Regions from separate parts of the Mus musculus genome. Here region 2 is linked to region 1. Evidence: chromatin loops called from intact Hi-C (ENCODE). Cell type or tissue: gastrocnemius. All regions are shown on one strand. Links, peaks and the distances in the headings refer to the core of each region. The heading gives the core; the rest is flanking DNA.

Region 1 (4,396 bases), core at 175-4,174:
CTGGGATACCTAGTAAGAGCCTGTCTCAAAAAAAAAAAGTTATTTTATGGGTTTAATACAAAGAAAAAAGAAAAACCTATAGTGGACTAATTCCAAAGATTTTTTTTTGTGTGTGTGTGGTAATCACACTTACAGGGAAAGAAAATGGGTGTTTTTTAAATTTTACCAGCATATAATCATTGTATAAAACAATGGATTTTATTATGACATTTTCATAATGTTATATAATCCTGTCATTATCAACACTAAGCTTCTTTCTTGTACTCCCCCCCCCCCCCACTTCCTGCTGGTCACTTTTCTCTTTTCAAATACCCCCCCGACACACACTCAGACCTTGTATTTCCATGTGTTTTTAAATTTAGCATCCACACATGAGAGAAAATGTGCAATATTGATTACTCAGAGTGTGACTCACATCATTACCATGAGAGGGTCCAGTGTCATTTTTGGATGTTGTGTGGAATCTGTATCTTGGTTACTATGCATGATGGACATGGGGATGCAGGTAGCCCCATGGTGTGTGACTTAGATCCCTTCATGTTATAGCCACAGGGCTGGCATAGCTAGGTTGTAGTTAGTTTCACTTTTAGTTTTGAAGACTTTGCATATTTATATCCACAGTGTCTGCACTAATTTGCATCCCCCAGAAAGTTACTCTTTAACTCTGCTAAATGTTTAGTTAAAGGTCACTAGAGTGTTCACTCAGCTAGCAGTCAACTAATTGGTTGGTTACAAGCTTCTTTGATCATGTCTTGATCCCTTAAAAGTATATCAGACAACTGCTTAAATGTTTTCTTGGGAAGAGCAGTTTCTTCCTAAGAAGAGGCTATGAATCATTTAGCCATACCAAGGCTTCCATCTCAGTGGAGATTGGGGACGATTTTCTCAATATAATTATGAAAGACTAAATCTTTTGGGTTCAGACTCCATCTTAGAGAACCTGACCTAAGGTTGAACTCAAGTTAACTAACAGGCCAGTACCTAGCACCAGTTTCCAGGTTATTTCCCCAACAAACCTACACCTCCAGGTTACAAGCCCGCCTCTGACACGTCACTTCCTAACAACCACCAATCAGGAGGAAAGCAGAAGTTAAGTTTATGGTTTGGCCTCTAGCACCAGCCAGTTATGTTAAAGGCCATAATGGCCCCCCAGTCAGATGTGTATCAAGCTAGATACTCCCCGTCTTGTCTCTATAAATCCTTGCCTAAAACATGGCTCAGGGCTCTACCTTCCTGCTGTGTCAGGCTTGGCTCAAGTTTGAATAAAGAGAGCCTAATGTAACTGAACCAGTTTTGTCTCCTTGGTGGTCTCTTGTGGTTCATGAACATTTCCTGGCACAATTACAAATGTTTGTATCATTGAAATAGATGTCAAAAGAAATAATTGTCCAATCCAAAGAGTTAGATTTTTTTTTTCTCTTTCGTCGTCTAGTTCTTAAAATACTGTTTTAAGGTTGGTGAGATGGTCCAGTGGGTAAAAGCACTTGCCACACAAAACTGACAACCTGAGTTTGGTCCCTGGATCTCACAGTGGAGGGCAAGAATGAACTCCTGCAAGTTTTCATGTGACCTCCACATGTGTGCTGTGCCACACAACAATAGTAATAGTTTTCAAGTTTGAAATATCTTTTACTTTTAAACATGAGGATGCCTTGTTTGCAGTGAGAGAAAACACATCCTGTTTGTATGCTGAAGTCAAAGCAAAGGTGGGGACCTGCTCTCAAATGTGTCATTTTTGTTCCCTTTGAACTTGCTATCCTATAGTTTGGAGGTTTTAAAGTGCCTGCCTGCCTGATGCCATATTATTTGTCTGTCAAATGGTTTCTAGGAAACATACCTGAGATTTTATAATAGAAGCCAATATTTAAAGACAAGGAAGTTCATGGCAGCTCTGTGCATAATCCCTAGAAATCAGAAATAACTCAAATGTTCACCATCAGAAGAGTGACTGGTACAGAGAGAATTGCAAGACAGTCATACAAAAGAAGGCTAACTCGAGATCTTCAAAAGATGGGACTTAAGATACACAAACCAGAAAGACTCACAGTCGGGCTGAGAACAAAAGAAGCTGTACCCAGGCAAAGGTATGCTTCTTGAGTCAAATTACAAGAAGTCAAAGAGCAGACAAAACAAAATCAGTGGTGAGAGGGTTATGAACGGTGGATGCAGGGCTGGAGAGATCACTTAGCAGGCAAGACAATCTGGGTTCAATTGCCAGAATCTATGTGGTGGCTCCATACTCCAGTTCCAGAGTGCCCTCTTCTGGCCTCTGTGGGCACTGCATGCATTTGACACATCTATACATGCAGGCAAAATATCCATACACATAAAGTAAAATTTGGGGACGATAAAAAAAAGAATAGAGGTTGCCTCTGTGTAGTAAAGGGACAGGATATCCTCTGGATGTGGAAACATTTGTGTTTGTTTGCAGCTTTATCAAAGCTTGATTACTGTGACATGATCATATCAAACCAACAGACATTCATAATCTTGCCTCCTTAATATTTTTTATGTGCCATGAGAATATTTAAGCTCTTCTCTCTGACAAGCTTCAAGTAAACAGAACTGGTGTTAACTACAGTCACCATGCCACTTGGTAGATCCCCAGAACTTTCTACTCCTTCAGCCTCAGTGACCAGGATCTCCCAACCCTTCACCCATCCACAATCCCTGAAAACCAAAGCAAAGAATTCTTCCCTTTGCTCCTTTGGATTCCAAATCCAAATGAGACCATATCACATTTTTTTTTAGAGTGTAGCTTCTTTAATTTATCATATTATTCTCCAGCCTTAACCTTATTGTTGTTTAAATAAAATTTATTTTTTTTCAACTTTGGTTAGTATTACAACACACACACACACATACACCACTGTATTTATTCATTTGTTGGTAGACATGTGTCTACTCTTACAAATAGTGAGATTATAAACCTCACTTTCTGATAAGTTATTTCTCTGCTGGTGAAACAAGCCAATTCAAGCCAGATTCAAATATATTAAACACAGGTTCATTGGGAAACTGCTCTCAGGCAAGTTCACTAGCCAGTGAAGGAGGCCAGGAAAGTCACCATGGGAAGGGAGAGGGAAGAGAAAGAGAGAGAAAGAGTGTGTGCATAGAGAGAGAAAGGGGGAGAATGAAGGGCAAGAGGCCAACATGTCTGGATAGTGAAGAGCCTCAGAAGGAAGGACAGCCAAGTTCCTGGGCTGGAAAGTTCAGGGTTGTGGGCAAAATATGCCAGATAGGGACTGAGGGATGCTGGGAGAACCTGGAGGCCAGGTCAATTTTGGTATCTAAGATACATGCCTCAGTCCCTTATCCAGGGTCTGAAACCAAACATTTTCAAACAACTGACTCCATCTCCTTAGGAGATTTACCCAGAAGCAGAATTGCTAGATCAGAAGAAATTCTATTTTATTTATTTTTTATTCTTTGAGGAACTTCCAATCTGCTTTGCACAATGGCTGTGCTAATAATTTATATATCCACTAGCAATGTTTAAGGATCTTTTCTTCATATCTTTGTGAACAGTTATTACCTTCTATCTTTTTGATAACAGACATCCCAACAGCTGTGAGGTGATGTCTCATTATGGTTTCAATTTGCATTTATCCAATAATTGTAACTTTAATTTTTCAAATCCTATTTTTAACAATGGTTCTTAAATGCTTTAACCTTCCTTGGAGCCCACCACCCAGCAGAGGTAGTGGAAAAGGAAGGCTATGGGGGAAGTGGACCTATTTAGAAAGGTTCTTTGGAGCAACTCACATCTGTGTTGTCTATAAATCAGCAGTTCAGTTCACAAGTTTGCAGGCAGCTGCAACTCCATCCACTCGCAAGCACTTCACAGATACATCAGCAGTCCAGTTCGATAGAGTCAGGTTCAGCAGCAACAAACTGCAGCACACCAGCAGAAGGTTTTCGGTGTGTTTTTCTCTATGTCGTACCGACAAATGCAGCTTAGCTACACAATGTAAGGCGAACCAATACATGTTTGTCACTAGCAAAGAATCCTTCATCACAAGTCTTTTTATGGGCTTGCTATAGCAGAACATCCTCTCTCTTGTGTCTACTTCAGCATTCCTTCATGTGTCTGCCTTAGCCTTTCATACCTGTGTCCACTTTAATGAATCACTCCTTCACATGTTTGCCCCAGCAAAACACCATCCAACAAACTTTCCAAAGAGACCTTAAGTTTCCACTTCAAATAATCATTGATGTTCAGTGATTTTATTTATCCCTGTTGGCCATTATCTCATCTTTGTCTTAAAGTGTTTGTGGATATGCTTTACCCATTAACAGGTTTCTTTCTATCAAATTAAGATCCTTATATACTTTGGATAACAAGTCTTTATCAAGTTTGTGCTTGGCAAATATTTTCTCTTATCCCATGGTGTCT
Region 2 (4,396 bases), core at 125-4,124, 200 kb before region 1:
CTGTGGAGCTAACACCCACAGGGTAACCACAAAAAGGGGAGCAAAGCAATGCATGCTTTTCAGGGTCTGCAAGTGCAGTCGACCCTCCCCTGCCAAGCCTTCTGCATCTCCACCTTCAACCAACCAGATCTAAGATATCTGGGGAAAATATCACCCATTGTGAATTTGTACAGGCTTTCCCTTGTATAACACAATTATCAGGGTAATTGTTTATATAGGATTTGCATTGAATTGGGGATTCTAAGCAATCTAGAGGTTTTAAAGCATACACAGAGGTGTGTGGGCTGTGTGTAAAAAGAGTGTACCACTTGCATAAGGGGCTTGAGCAATCTTAACTCTTAGTAGCCAAGAGGGAATTTCCTGGAACGTCCCTCACCCCCAGGACCCTGAAGGACAATTGTTCTAGGTGCAGCTTAGGGGAGACCAAGAAGCATTGGTGGGACTTGGCTAGGGTGCTCGGGAACACCACTCTAAGGACAAGATGGTGAGACCGAGAACTAAATGAGAGGAGTATCAAAGAAAGCTACAACCCACACTAGTGGCCTTTGCAAAGCAGCCAGAGTGAGTCTAAGTGCAAGCCCTATTGGAGCTGGGGCCTTCCCTAAAGAAGCTTGCAAGCCCTGTAAAGGAGATGGATTTTATTCTAACTGGGCTGGAGGACTTTAAATCCTACGACACTTAGTCTAATTTAGCTTTTAAAGAAATTGCTCATGATCAGGCATGGTGGTGTAAGACTTTAGTACTGGTACTTGGGAGGCTGAGACAGGTGGATCTCTGAGAGTTCCAGTCCAGCCTTGTCTACACAGTGAGACACTGTTTTTTTTTTTGGGGGGGGGGCAGAGGTAGAAGAAGGACAGGGGAGAGGAATAGGACACACACAAACACACACACACAGACACACACACACACATACACAAGGGAGAGGGCAGAGCATTACTCTTCTTGCTATTGGGAATTAAGAGGGAAGTAAAAGTTCAACTCAGGGCTGGGGCAGTGGCTCAGTAAAGTGTCCGCTGCGGAAGCATGGATTCCCAGGACCCATACAACAAAGCTTGGGACAATAGCACTGATCTGTAACGCTAGAACCATCAAGAGATTACTAATACCTGGTGGCAAGAGGCTGAGTAAGGAACCAGATGCCAATCTCAGGTTTTCTCACACACACACATTCACAGTTACGTGCACACACACTCTTTCATACACATATACTCACAACCCAGACACACAGATTTGCATACACACACACACAAAAAAAGATTTATATTATATACACATAACACACTCTTTCATATACATACACACAGGTTTGTGTATATGCACACACACTCTCATACACTCACACAAACAGACACATACACACTCTTCCATATACATATGCACACACAGACACAGATTTATGTGTATATATGTATCTATATACACACACTCTCATACACACACACACAATAACACATACACACACCCAGACACAGATTTATGTGTATATACATACTCTCTCATACACACACACACAGAGACACACACATATTTATATCTACATACACACTGTCTCTCTCTCTCTCTCACACACACACACACACACACACGCATGCATGCACACAATCTCATACACACGCACACACACTCTCTCTCTCATACACACACTCATACTCTCTCTCTCTCTCACACACACAGACACTCATACACACACTCATACTCTCTCTCTCTCTCCCTCTCTCTCTCTCTCTCTCTCTCACACACACACACACACACACACACACACACACACACACACACGCACGCACGCACGCATGTATGCACACAATCTCATACACACACAGAGATTTATGTGTACACACAGAGAAAGTTCTGTGTTAATTTGGACACCGGCTCCGGTGAAAATAGCACTTGTAAAACCAATCAAAGGTTGTGAATCATTTTTAATGACATCCAAATTCCCCCCACCCCCAAGCTAGAACAGAAGAATGAATGCACAGCATCCTAGAACAATAAGGACTATTTCACGGCACTTAGGAGAGTCAAAATATCTTTGCTTGTGTGTGTAAGATCAGAACTGAAAGCTAATTTCTCCCTGGAGATCTTACTCACAAACATATGAAAGCCACTGGTCTTATTGGTTAGAAAAGATTGACATTTATAGACTGAGTTAAGTAGCCATGGCTAGGGGGAAAAAAAAGCATTAGAGAGCAGAAAAATGAACTGTGGAGTCAATAAGACCAAGGACACACTGAGAACATCTAGGGACAGAGTGGGCTAGTCGCAGGAAAGTGAGCTTAAAGTTGTAGTGTGACTTGGTGGCTAGGAGGGTACTTAGGAGAGTCAAAATGGGAGACTTATTAGAGTCAGTACCTATATGGTTTGGGCTTTGAAACAGCATCAGGCAAAACAGACGAAAAGTCAACCAAAACCTAGATTGTGCCACAAGATGGCAGGAGAGGGCCATGCTTGAACGGGACAGGCAGGCTGGCAGCCTCAATGCCTGGCTGGCACTACCGTGGGTGGCAACGTCTATGGTTCTCTAGGAACTTAAACTGGAAGGACAAGGATGGTATCAGAGCCCTAAGGGCATAGAAACAGGATGGATGGTAGACAAAGCTGAATGAAGCACAGAAGGTTCATGCCAAGGCCTTGTTAACACCAGACTTTCAGAGCCATAGAAAATAGACCTGTGTTGTTTTAAGCCACTCTGGCTGTGTTTATTGTGAAAACAACCTGGGAAATAGATACCCTTCCAGAGAATAAGCTTCCCTGAGGCATCCTGCAGGTCAGAAGGTCTATAGTTTGAGGCGCACAGACCTAGGACAGTATAGAAGAAATTATCCTAAGAAAAACTGTGTTGGATTCTCTTCCTATGTTGCCTACATCATTGTACTTGCAGACATCTAGGCAGGAAGAAAGAAGCCACGCCCCTGGTCCGTATCTAGCAGGACTATCATTGTTGTAATAAATAGCCAGCAAAAGTGGCTTAAGAAAAACAAGATCTGTTTTGACTCAGCCCTTTAGGGAATCTTCCATCACAGCAGGGAAGCAGTCACCTGCATCCACACTCAGGAAGCAGAAAAAGCCAGGACCCCAACATATTGAATGCTGCTCTGAACAACTAAGGTCTTCACCCCTGAATTAATCCGATCTAGACAACCCCTTACAGGCTCATACAGAGGCTAATGTACTCCAGATAATCCTTTGTTGTCGCTGTGCCAGGGACTGTGTCTCCTAGGTGAGTCTAGATCCACTCCAGTTGCTGATCCGTGTTCACTATCACTGCTGCGGAATGGCCTTCTGTAGTGATTCAAGTTCTAGGTGCTAGTCACAATTTCTTCCCTCCCTCCTTGTCATCTGTCAGTGAGGCCACTGGCCTAATTTATTTATCAGCAATTTGAAATCCTAAGCCCCCCTCAACAAAGGCCATTCATGTCTTCATTCCGAGGCTCAAAGTCTGTCATTCCTTAGATGCCATCAGAACAAAATTAAATTGTTAAGAGAGAAAGCTCAACACATTGGGTAGAACTGAACTGCCTTAGTCAAGGCGTTTCTGGCATAGCCTTATCTGTTTAATAGAGCATTAACATCAATTACCAGTGCTTTGCAGTAAACAAGGAGTAACAGAGCAACGCTAAAGGGCAGCCATTCCCAGGAGAGCAGGCAGGTGCTGGGCTGACCTGGAGGACTGGGAATTGACGTTGCGTTGCCAGCTGCCTTGCTTTACAAGTCTTTTTCTTCATGTGGATTTGGTGAAAGAGCTCATGTGATATGAACTTATCTTTTTATTTTCCTTTTTGTGGATTATCATAGAAATCAAGGCTCTATTGGGAAAGCCGAATCTCATTACCACCGATGGGGAAAAGGTCAGCTTGAAGGGTCAAATCTAGTAGCAGACAGGTTAAGGAAGGATGTGGGGAAGTGGCTTTGGGGTGTGGCCTAAAAGTCCTAAGGATCCACAACTCCAGGAGTTTAGTCTGCAACGCTGGCTCACTGAATGAAAGAATTACAGGTAAAGCTGTTGCCACACATGAACGACCGGCGGAGACTCCTGCAGTACTGTAATTAGGCAGCTTGCCAGCAGCCTAGAACAAAGCCAGAGCTTAATGTTGGATTTCTGCAGCACAAATTACTTAAGAAGGTTTGAGAATACTGAGGGATTTGCTAATTCCCTAATGATTTTTTTTTTTTCAGCTATCCTACCTTACAGGCAAGAAGGCCATAGCCACAGAACCTTAGTGAAACTAATATTTTTACTTGTATATGTTGGCTTCTACTGTATAGAAAAACATATATTTAAAAGATGAAATCGAGTTTGTTCAGAGAATATTATTTTGCTTGCACACTTGTGCAAATGATAGTGACCCCTTGGGCCGACGCCATTCAAAATTCTGGAGGTTCTCTGCTCAGAGCTTAC

Evidence for each region. Peaks named below come from ENCODE experiments on the same cell type or tissue, not always from the same donor. Only the 100,000 strongest peaks of a DNase experiment are listed, where the experiment ranks them.
Region 2: it touches region 1 in a loop (17-fold over the local background); 35 of 42 quality-filtered maps call a loop at or near these places.

What each region holds. Positions count from the first base shown.
Region 1 is chr10:3,330,928-3,335,323 of GRCm38, reverse strand. All of the region lies in intron 1 of Gm29826 (a long non-coding RNA gene), which reads right to left. Among named protein-coding and RNA genes, the nearest start is that of Gm40590, 14 kb to the left of the region's middle. In gastrocnemius, for the core only: no CTCF peak of the experiment used is centred there; a DNase peak (open chromatin) is centred at 2,261.
Region 2 is chr10:3,529,653-3,534,048 of GRCm38, reverse strand. All of the region lies in intron 2 of Gm30033 (a long non-coding RNA gene), which reads right to left. Among named protein-coding and RNA genes, the nearest start is that of Iyd, 8.4 kb to the left of the region's middle. In gastrocnemius, for the core only: a CTCF peak has its summit at 2,428 (motif pointing right); DNase peaks (open chromatin) are centred at 2,458, 3,104, 3,638 and 4,046.